Regions from separate parts of the Homo sapiens genome. Here region 1 is linked to region 2. Evidence: read pairs that join two places in POLR2A ChIA-PET (ENCODE). Cell type or tissue: CD4-positive, alpha-beta T cell. All regions are shown on one strand. Each heading gives the region's core, and the rest is flanking DNA. Links, peaks and the distances in the headings are about the cores only.

Evidence for each region. ChIA-PET counts read pairs that join two places held together with the same protein. Peaks named below come from ENCODE experiments on the same cell type or tissue, not always from the same donor. Only the 100,000 strongest peaks of a DNase experiment are listed, where the experiment ranks them.
Region 1: POLR2A ChIA-PET joins it to region 2 with 8 read pairs; 13 of 35 experiments call an interaction of 5 or more read pairs at or near these places.

Annotation. Positions count from the first base shown.
Region 1 is chr19:29,709,870-29,714,108 of GRCh38, forward strand. All of the region lies in intron 1 of C19orf12 (chromosome 19 open reading frame 12), which reads right to left. Among named protein-coding and RNA genes, the nearest start is that of C19orf12, 3.3 kb to the right of the region's middle. In CD4-positive, alpha-beta T cell, for the core only: no CTCF peak of the experiment used is centred there; DNase peaks (open chromatin) are centred at 1,912 and 3,414; H3K4me3 peaks cover 1,699 bases; H3K27ac peaks cover 2,694 bases.
Region 2 is chr19:29,835,665-29,840,174 of GRCh38, forward strand. No RefSeq gene overlaps it. Among named protein-coding and RNA genes, the nearest start is that of CCNE1, 26 kb to the left of the region's middle. RefSeq lists an enhancer at 1,783-2,062. In CD4-positive, alpha-beta T cell, for the core only: no CTCF peak of the experiment used is centred there; a DNase peak (open chromatin) is centred at 1,977; H3K27ac peaks cover 1,574 bases.

The DNA.
Region 1 (4,239 bases), core at 240-4,239, 130 kb before region 2:
TTTGTTTGTTCGTTTGTTTTTAAGAGACAGTGTCTCTTGTTGCCCAAGCTGGTGTGCAGTGGTGCGATCATGGCTGACTGCAGCCTTGAACTCCTGGGCTACAGTGATCCCCCCACCTCAGTCTCCTGAGTAGCTGGGGCTAAAGGCATGCAACACTACGCTCAGCTAATTTTTTGTTTTCATAGAGACAGGGTCTCGCAATGTTGCCCAGCCTGGTCTTGACTTCCTGAGCTCAAGCAATCTTCCTGCCTCAGCCTCCCAGAGTACTGGGATTACAGGTGTGGGCCACCGTACCCAGACATGTGTGCTTTTCTGACCCAAGGATGATCCAGAAGCAGAAGTCCCTACTGTAAAATTGCTCTCCCAATCCTGGGATATAATTTTGAGCCCAGAGAACAAACCCATGAATCCATGAGAGGACCGCAAAGCCAGGTCCTCAGAACTTCTCTGCAGTCCCAGGAGAGCATCCTGCGCTCCTGCCCCTGTAAATTTCCCTTCTTTTTCCCCGTTGGTACACATTAGACCTGTGATTCTCCACAAGTGCACGGGAATCACTGAAAACCTTGTCAGATACAGCCAGTATGGGAGGGTAAGATTCTGCATTTCCAACAAGCCCCCAAAGTGCTCCTCTGATCTCACTTTGGGCAGCAAGACCCCAAGAGGGCATAACGCAGGACTCTGACATTCGTTACTCAGTCTTCAAATTCAGAAATTGCAAACAAGCACCCCTAGATATGTCTTTTTGTCCCCATGGAGTATGAGAGGCAGTGGGAGGGCAGGCCTTGTGAGCCCTGCTCACATAAGGGACTGGAGGAGCACTCAGGCCTGGGGGTCCCTGCTCTGGCTACCCTGTGCCCTGGGTCTCCCAAAACCTGGTCTCCTGCTTTCCAGGCCCTGCCCAGCTCCTTTGCTTGCTGACAGGTTGAATGCCTCCTCCTTCTCCCCAGAAGAGAACCCCCTTCCACTATTCCAGTGGTCAAGATTTGTTTACATACAAATGTCTAAACGATAAAATGGCATTATAACAGTGTCAGGACTGAACAGGCAGAAGCCACCTGGAAATGGGGAGACGGAGCGCAGAACCTGATTTATCCAGTCACCATGGTCCTGAAAAGCTATCACACAAACAAAATGACATAGATAGCTAGATAGAGATATACAGAGAGGTTTTTTTTTTTTTTTTTTTTTTGAGACAGAGTCTGCTCCGTCACCTAGGCTGGAGTGTAGCGGCGCGATCTCGGCTCACTGCAGCCTCCGCCTCCCACGTTCAAGCGATTCTCCTGCCTCAACCTCCCGAATAGCTGGGACTACAGACATGCACCACCACACCTGGCTAATTTTTGTATTTTTAGTAGAGATGGGGTTTCACCATGTTGGCCAGGCTGGTCTTGAACTCCTGGCCTCAGGTGATCTGCCTGCCTTGGCCTCTCAAAGTGCTGGGATTATGGGCGTGAGCCACTACGTCCAGCACAAAATGAGATATATTTGAAGTACATATTAAAGTAACCAAAGGAAATAATTTTACAGTAAAATCTTACAAAAAGCTCAAAATCCTGGTGTAAAATATCTAATCACCTTTGAGCTTAGTTCTGGTTTATATCCAGCTTTTCATCTGTCAATTATATTGGAAAAAGAGAGGCACTGCCCAGGTCTCAGGAGGGCCCCTTTGGAGGCTGCAAGGAACCTCCCTTTCCCCGGGCGTGAAGACCCTGAGCCCTGCCATGCTTGGTCTGCAAGGCTGGCTTCCAGGCCAGCACCCAGACACCACTCCCAAAACAGGTTTTCTGCAGTTTTGGGTCTGCACTCTCAAAACAGTTTCTGCACAGCAAGAAAATGCATGTAGAAGTGGAAAGAAGGAAGGCAGGAAACAGATACATAACCACTTTAGCTCTACTGGCTTCCCCCCCCAAAAAAAACCTAGCTTCCGACCTGCTCCGAATGACTTGAGGTGAAAATCTACAGAGGCTAAAGAGATGTCCTTGCAAAAATGCTACTTCCAGCTCTACCTGCTCCAGCCAGGCCAGCATCAATGTGAGAGGAGAGAGAGAAATCAATTAGGCAAATAGTTAGGGCAAGGGTCCTTGGCAGAATTCCCTTCTAACAAAAAGCAGCCTAAGAAGTCGTTGCCCTTTCAGGAAACACAGATAAGGAAGGCAAGCTCTAACACAGAAAGCGGGTCCCCTGTGTGACATACAGACATATGGTGGGCCCCAGTAAGCACAGTCCTCTCCCTTCTTAGAAATACTCAAGACACGGCCGGCCACGGTGGCTCACGCTTGTAATCCCAGCACTTTGGGAAGCCGAGGTGGGCAGATCACGAGGTCAAGAGATCGAGACTATCCTGGCCAACATGGTGAAAACCCATCTCTACTAAAAAAATACAAAAATTAGCCAGGTGTCATGGTGCTCGCCTGTAATCCCAGCTACTTGGGAGGCTGAGGCAGGAGAACCACTTGAACCCGGGAGGTGGAGGTTGCAGTGAGCTGAGATCACACCACTGCACTCCAGCCTGGCAGCAGAGTGGGACTCCGTCTCAAAAAAAAAAGAAAAAAGAAATACTCAGACACAGAGGCTTGCATGGCACTGATAAGAAGAGCTACCCTGGACCAGGCATGTCTACCTTGGAGTGTTCTTCCCCCCCACCACCCAACCTTTTTCACACATGCACAGTAGGAAGAAATAAGCAACATGGAGTAGTAACTCAGGCTAAGAAGCCCACATGTGCACTAGAAACAGTGGGGCGGGGGACTCAGAAATTCGCACCTTATGTAAATGAAGCACCCCTCCCACCAGCTTTTCTATAAAAACCCTTGCATTTCACTGTAAAATGGCAACCCATCTTTCTGGGACCCCTCTCTGATCCAGAGAGCTTTCTTTCTTTTGCTTATTAAACTTCTGCTCTAACCTACCCTCTGGAGTGTCTGCGTCCTTGATTTCCTTGGCCATGAGACCCAGAACTTCAGTGATATCTCAGACAATGAGGCAGGTTTCACTGAGACACAAGCCCAGGGTTCTGCAGAATGGGAGGGCCAGCAGCTATCACTGCGTGTGTGAGGGCAGGCAGAGGAAGTCACTGTGTTTTAATAGTCCAGCACCACGGGTAGAGATGTTGTGGCTGACTCCATCCAAGGTTCAATTTCTTTGTAGTAATCATTTCAGAAGTTAGAGCATTAACAGGCTCTTGTTGGGGAAGAAAGGTTAGTAACTCCATCTCCTGAGCCCTTGCTAAAAAGCTCAGCTTCCTGAATTCTCCAGGCTCACCAGATTGAGAGGGAAGCCCACCCTGCTCCTTCTCCCACCGCAAGGCTGCCTTTGTCTGTAAATGACAGGGAAGTGGGTGAGGAGGGAGGATGGGGACAGACCTTAGGGGGTGGGAGTGTGGCTCCCCCTCCCCCACTGTATCACACCTATTTCACACTCAGATTTATCCACATACCAGGCCTTGATCACAGGAAGCCCATCTGCCAGCCACAGGGAAGGCAAATGCCAACTGGAAGCCCCGGTTTCTTGCAGGCGCCCAGGCTGCTCTGACAGGTACAGAGAGACGGAGACAAGCCCATCTCACCGAGAGCGGCCTAGCTTTCTGAGTTTGGACCAGATTGTAAGAGATAAGGGAGAGGAAGGCTTCAGATAGCTATGAAGAGAGCTATCTGACCTCCAAGTACCCTTTTCTTTAACAAAAAATTAGATCTGGCTCTTGTCAACATTGACCTCCCACCTCTCCATACCCCAGCGCAAAGGCAGTAGGTGGATCCCACCAGCAAACAGTTTTGGATTAGCTCATAGTTGTTGTTTTTTTAAAACAAATTAGTTGCCAATATTTAAAAATCAGGAGATTTTGCATGCACCTCAGATTCCTGATTTCTCCTGAAAAATCAGAAGACCAGATCACATTGGACCTGCCATTCTGTGTAGCAATGGAGGCCAGGGCTGAGCAGGGGCCGTCCCCTGCCCACCCCCATACAGCAGGGCCCTGCCCTCCCTACCCCAGCTCCTCCTGGCAGCATGCACCTTACCTATCTACTTGATCAATAAACAGATCACTTCAAAGCTTCTCAAAGTATCCCTCTTTCTTTTTTTCTTTCTTTCCTTCCTTCCTTCCTTCCTTTTCTCTTTCTCTTTCGTTCTCTCTCTCTCTCTTTCTCTTTCCCTCTCCCCTTCCTTCCTGCTTTTTGTTGTTGCTGGTGTTGTTGTTGTTTTTTCCAGAAACGCAGTCTCCCTGTGTTGCCTAGGCTGGTC
Region 2 (4,510 bases), core at 323-4,322:
ATGGATGGATGGATGGATGGATGGATGGATGGACGGACGCACGGATGGACGGACAGACAGACGGATGGATTGATGGACGAACGGACGGATGGATGGATTCTTACATTTATAGCCACTTTCTTACATTTTCATGCCCAGGAGACTATAGACTATCTTCTACTTGCAAAAGACCAAAAGATTGCATAAGATTAGAAAGCGAGACATTAACAGAAATTAATCAAGCCCCTGTCCAGGTTCTAGTCCTTTTTTGAGCAAAGGTGCCATACACCACGGAATCCCAGTTCCTGGCGGGGTTACCGGGGGCATGGCATCCAACAGCCCAGTCTGCAATGCACCATTAGACACACAGACAAATCCATCCCCTCTACTTTGGGGCAGCACTGTGATGAACCATCCTTGGGATACTGTCCCTTTTTTAAAAGGAAAAAAATCCAAAGTTAGTATGTTCCAGCAGTCACAGCCTGAGTCATCCATCCAGAAAGCTCTCTGTGCTCCTCTTGCTAAGCCCCTGAGTTATCTCTTGTTATAGACAAGTAATGAACATCCAAGCTCTGTAAGATGGTTACTTGGTCTGAAGCATTCCCTCCTTCTTAAAAAAAAAAAGTTTTATTTATTTTATTTTTTACATCTCTTATTATTTATTTATTTATTTTTTGGTAGAGATGGGCTCTCACTATGTGGCCCAGGCTGGTCTTGAACTCCTGGCCTCAAATGATCCTCCTGCCTCAGCCTCCCAAAGTGCTGGGATTACAGGTATGAGCCACCATACCCAGTCAGAAGGGTTGCCTTTGAAGTTCTGCATCTTCCATCCCTCTTCTAAGCTGTAGGGGATTCGCCCCAGCATTCAGGGCTAATGTAGAGGCTGCACGTTGGGGCCTGCAGGTCAGGTGGGTTGTGCTGGGGCTGCCGAGTCATTTCAAAACACTTGAGGCAATATTGAAAACCTGGAAAGTTCACATTCAGATACAGCTCCCCAGCTCTGGGCAGCCCTGCAGGCAGGGCATGTGGTCTGCAATATACCAGAATCCTCACCACCTCTACCACACCCTACGCTAAGGTCTCAGACTCCATTGCTGTTTACCTTCACAAACGCACTGCACATCTTCTTGGAGTAGACAAATATTTCTTGTAACTGTGACTATCAAAAGTGAGAAAACAGCTTTGAGTGCAGTGGCCCACATCTGTAATCCCAGCACTTTGGGAGGCTGATGCAGGAGGATCACTTAAGGACAGGAGTTCAAGACCAGCCTGGACAACATAGTGAGACACTGTCTCTACAAAAAAATTAAAAATTAGCCGGGCATGATGACTCATATCTGTAATCCCAGCACTTTGGTAGGCCGAGGAGGGCGGATCATTAGAGCCCAGGAGTTCGAGACCAGCCTAGGTGACATAGCAAGACCCCGTGTCTTTAAAAAACAAAACAAAAGTGAGAAAACTGTGTAGATCAAGAAGGTGGAGTGTTTCAAGAAGAATGGCAGAGAGGGAACATTTCTTCTAGAAATGCAGACTACTTGAGCATGTTTAATATTCAATACAAAGATGTCTTGGTGTCCAAAGACATCTTCTTTTATGGGCCTGGCTCCCATAGGCACCTGAGTTTGAGATTCCTGGATTTATAGGAGTCTCGGCTCTGACCCCAAGGTCCTGTGGGGCTTTCAGCTTGTCCCTTACTTACTATGGGCCTCAATTTCCTCATCTGCCCAATGAACACCATCTCTACTAAAAATACAAAAATTATCTGGGCATGGTGGTGCGTGCCTATAATCCAGCAACTCAGGAGGCTGAGGCAGGAGAATCACTTGAACCCAGGAAGTCAGAGGTTGCAGTGAGCTGAGATCTCACCACTGTACTCTAGCCTGGCGACAGAGTGAGACTCTGTCTCAAAAAAAAAAGTTGCTTTCTGTTTCTCTTCCAACTCTTGTCTTCCAGGTGGTGATGGAAGACTAGTTTGGGGATGTTTTCAGGTTTGCAATCATACTTCAGGGAACTCCCCTGCTTCCTGTCATGCAAAGGAGCTTTCATTTCTCTAGATGTCAGGGTGGGTGGGTGTGAGAGAGACAGTGGGCAGGACCAAAGTCAAACTAGCAAGCAGGTGGGCGAGAAGCTGCCAGGGGCAGAGAGAAGCCCGCAGCCTCCACCCCACACCTTACTTCTATTCCCTAGGCCTCCTGGTGATCCCTGAGGTGACCTTTGGCCCTCAGTCCCTCTAAGGCACATCAAGGCCGGAGGTGAGGCAGGTGTGATTCCAGGGCCGCTGCCGGGAAATAGTTCCCCCACACCCATCAAAGCCTGGTGCCTGAAAGGTAACTGGTTGTCTGGTGGCTCTGGAGAGAGAGATCCAAGGTGGGAAGGCGCTCAGGCCTCCCAAAAAAGCTTCCAGCACTGAGGCGGACTTTGCTCTTCCTTGAAGGGAACCCTGCACTGTGCTCCCGGGAAACCCCCTCTCTGATTCCACCACTGTGATGGAGAAAACTGAGGCTGCAGAAGAAAAATTGCAGCTGCAGAAGATGAGTGTACAGATCCCAGGAGTGATTTTTCCACACTGTTCATCTCCGTGCTATCCAGGGCAGCTGAAAAGGATGGCTCATCTGCGGCTTGAGATAGATGCAGACGTCAATAAGGAATTCACGGAAACACAAAAGGCGGGCTGGGTGGCTTTTATTAATTATATTTCTTCTATCTTCAAAACAATAACACATCAGTAATCTACGTTGAATGAGCCCAATTGATGCCAATGATTTCTTTTTTTCTTTCTCCTTTTTTTTTTTTTTTTTTTTGTGAGACAGGTTCTTGGTCTGTCGTCAAGGCTGGAGTGCAGTGGCACGATCTCAGCTCACTGCAACCTCCACCTCCCGGGTTCAAGTGATTCTCATGTCTCAGCCTCCTGAGTAGCTGGGATTACAGGCACCCGCCACCACACCCAGCTAATTTTTGTATTGTTAGTAGAGACAGGGTTTCACCATGTTGGCCAGGCTGGTCTCGAACTCCTGACCTCAGGTGATTCACCTGCCTCAGCCTCCCAAAGTGCAGGGATTACAGGCGTGAGCCACCATGTCCAGCAGTGATGCCAATGATTTTATCCTTTTGTTTCTGTTGGAGGGAAAAAAGAAAAAAGGTCTGTCTGCCCAAGCTAGTCAGCCCTCGCATGAGCCTGGAGATCAGCAAAGCCCTAGAAGCCCTTACCAGGGCCCCCTCACTGCCATTTTTGCATCCTGGCTCTCCCTGGCAATGCCCACAGCAGTCCTGCCTGGCAGTGCCCATCTGCTGTGTCCCCAGCCACCGTCCCCTCTCCTGCGTTCTTCTTTGCTATAGTCCCACGTAGAGGAGTTCTGACCTCAGTATTGAGTCCTCTCTTTGGGTGGAGGTAGAGGCAGGGTATGTGTGTATTGGGGGTCTGGGGGGCAGTGTTTAGAAACTGAGGACCCCTCTTGGTGCACCTCAAATCACATTCCTCACCTAACGGTTATTTCTGAAGAAAGAAAAGAAATAATCGGTTCTAGATTGCTTTCTTCCTACAATCCTTATCTATTATCATTAGATTTCACTGTTTGGCACACATTAGAAAAGGGTATGTGTACGGTGGGGCACACAGCAACGGCTGAAAGACTCACAGATTATTTGCCCGCTTCTGTCATCACTCTCCACCCCCAGATCCTAGGGTGAACTGTCAGGGATGGCATCGAACAGTTTCCAAACTTAAATGTGCTAAACCTCAGTATCCTTTCCTCCTCCTCCTCCGTGCCACCCCAGAACAGGCGGTGGCTGCACATCTGGCCCAGGAAAGAGGCACTGAGAAAAGCATTCAGGCAATATACAAATGAGAGAGACAGGTGCATACACCTGACATTTGTTATTATTTGGATACAAACGTCATTAGCATGTGAGCTTCAAACAGCCGCTAAAGTCTGGGCTCTGTGCAGCCTCCGCACCTAGATTTCACCAAAAGGCGCTTTCAGAATGGGGTTGGGATGACCTTTCCTGGACCCACTTCACCAGGTAGCCCTGGTTTGTGAAAATGACCTAGATAAGGCTGGGCGCAGTGGCTCACGCCTGTAATCTCAGAATTTTGGGAGGCCAACGTGGGTGGATCACTTGAGGCCAGGAGTTCGAGACTAGGCTGGCCAACATGGTGAAACCCCGTGTCTACTAAAAATACAAAAATTAGCTGGGCATGATGGCACACGCCTGTAGTCCCAGCTACTTGGGAGGCTGAGGCAGGAAAATCGCTTGAATCTGGGAGGTGGAAATTGCAGTAAGCTGAGATCGTGCCACTGCACTCCAGCCTGGGTGACAGAGTGAGACTCTGTCTCAAAGAAAAAAAAATGTCCTAATGGGGTCCCAACTCAGCCACCTCCACCTGCAACTCAGGCAGTTCTGGAATTTCCATGCAGGGGGCTCGAGGGTGACCTGCAATTAAAAATGGGGGTCACAGGCAGATACCCAGGATGAGTCTGCAACTGTGTGTTGACTGAGATAATTTGGAGCGAACCAATGGCGACAACAGAGG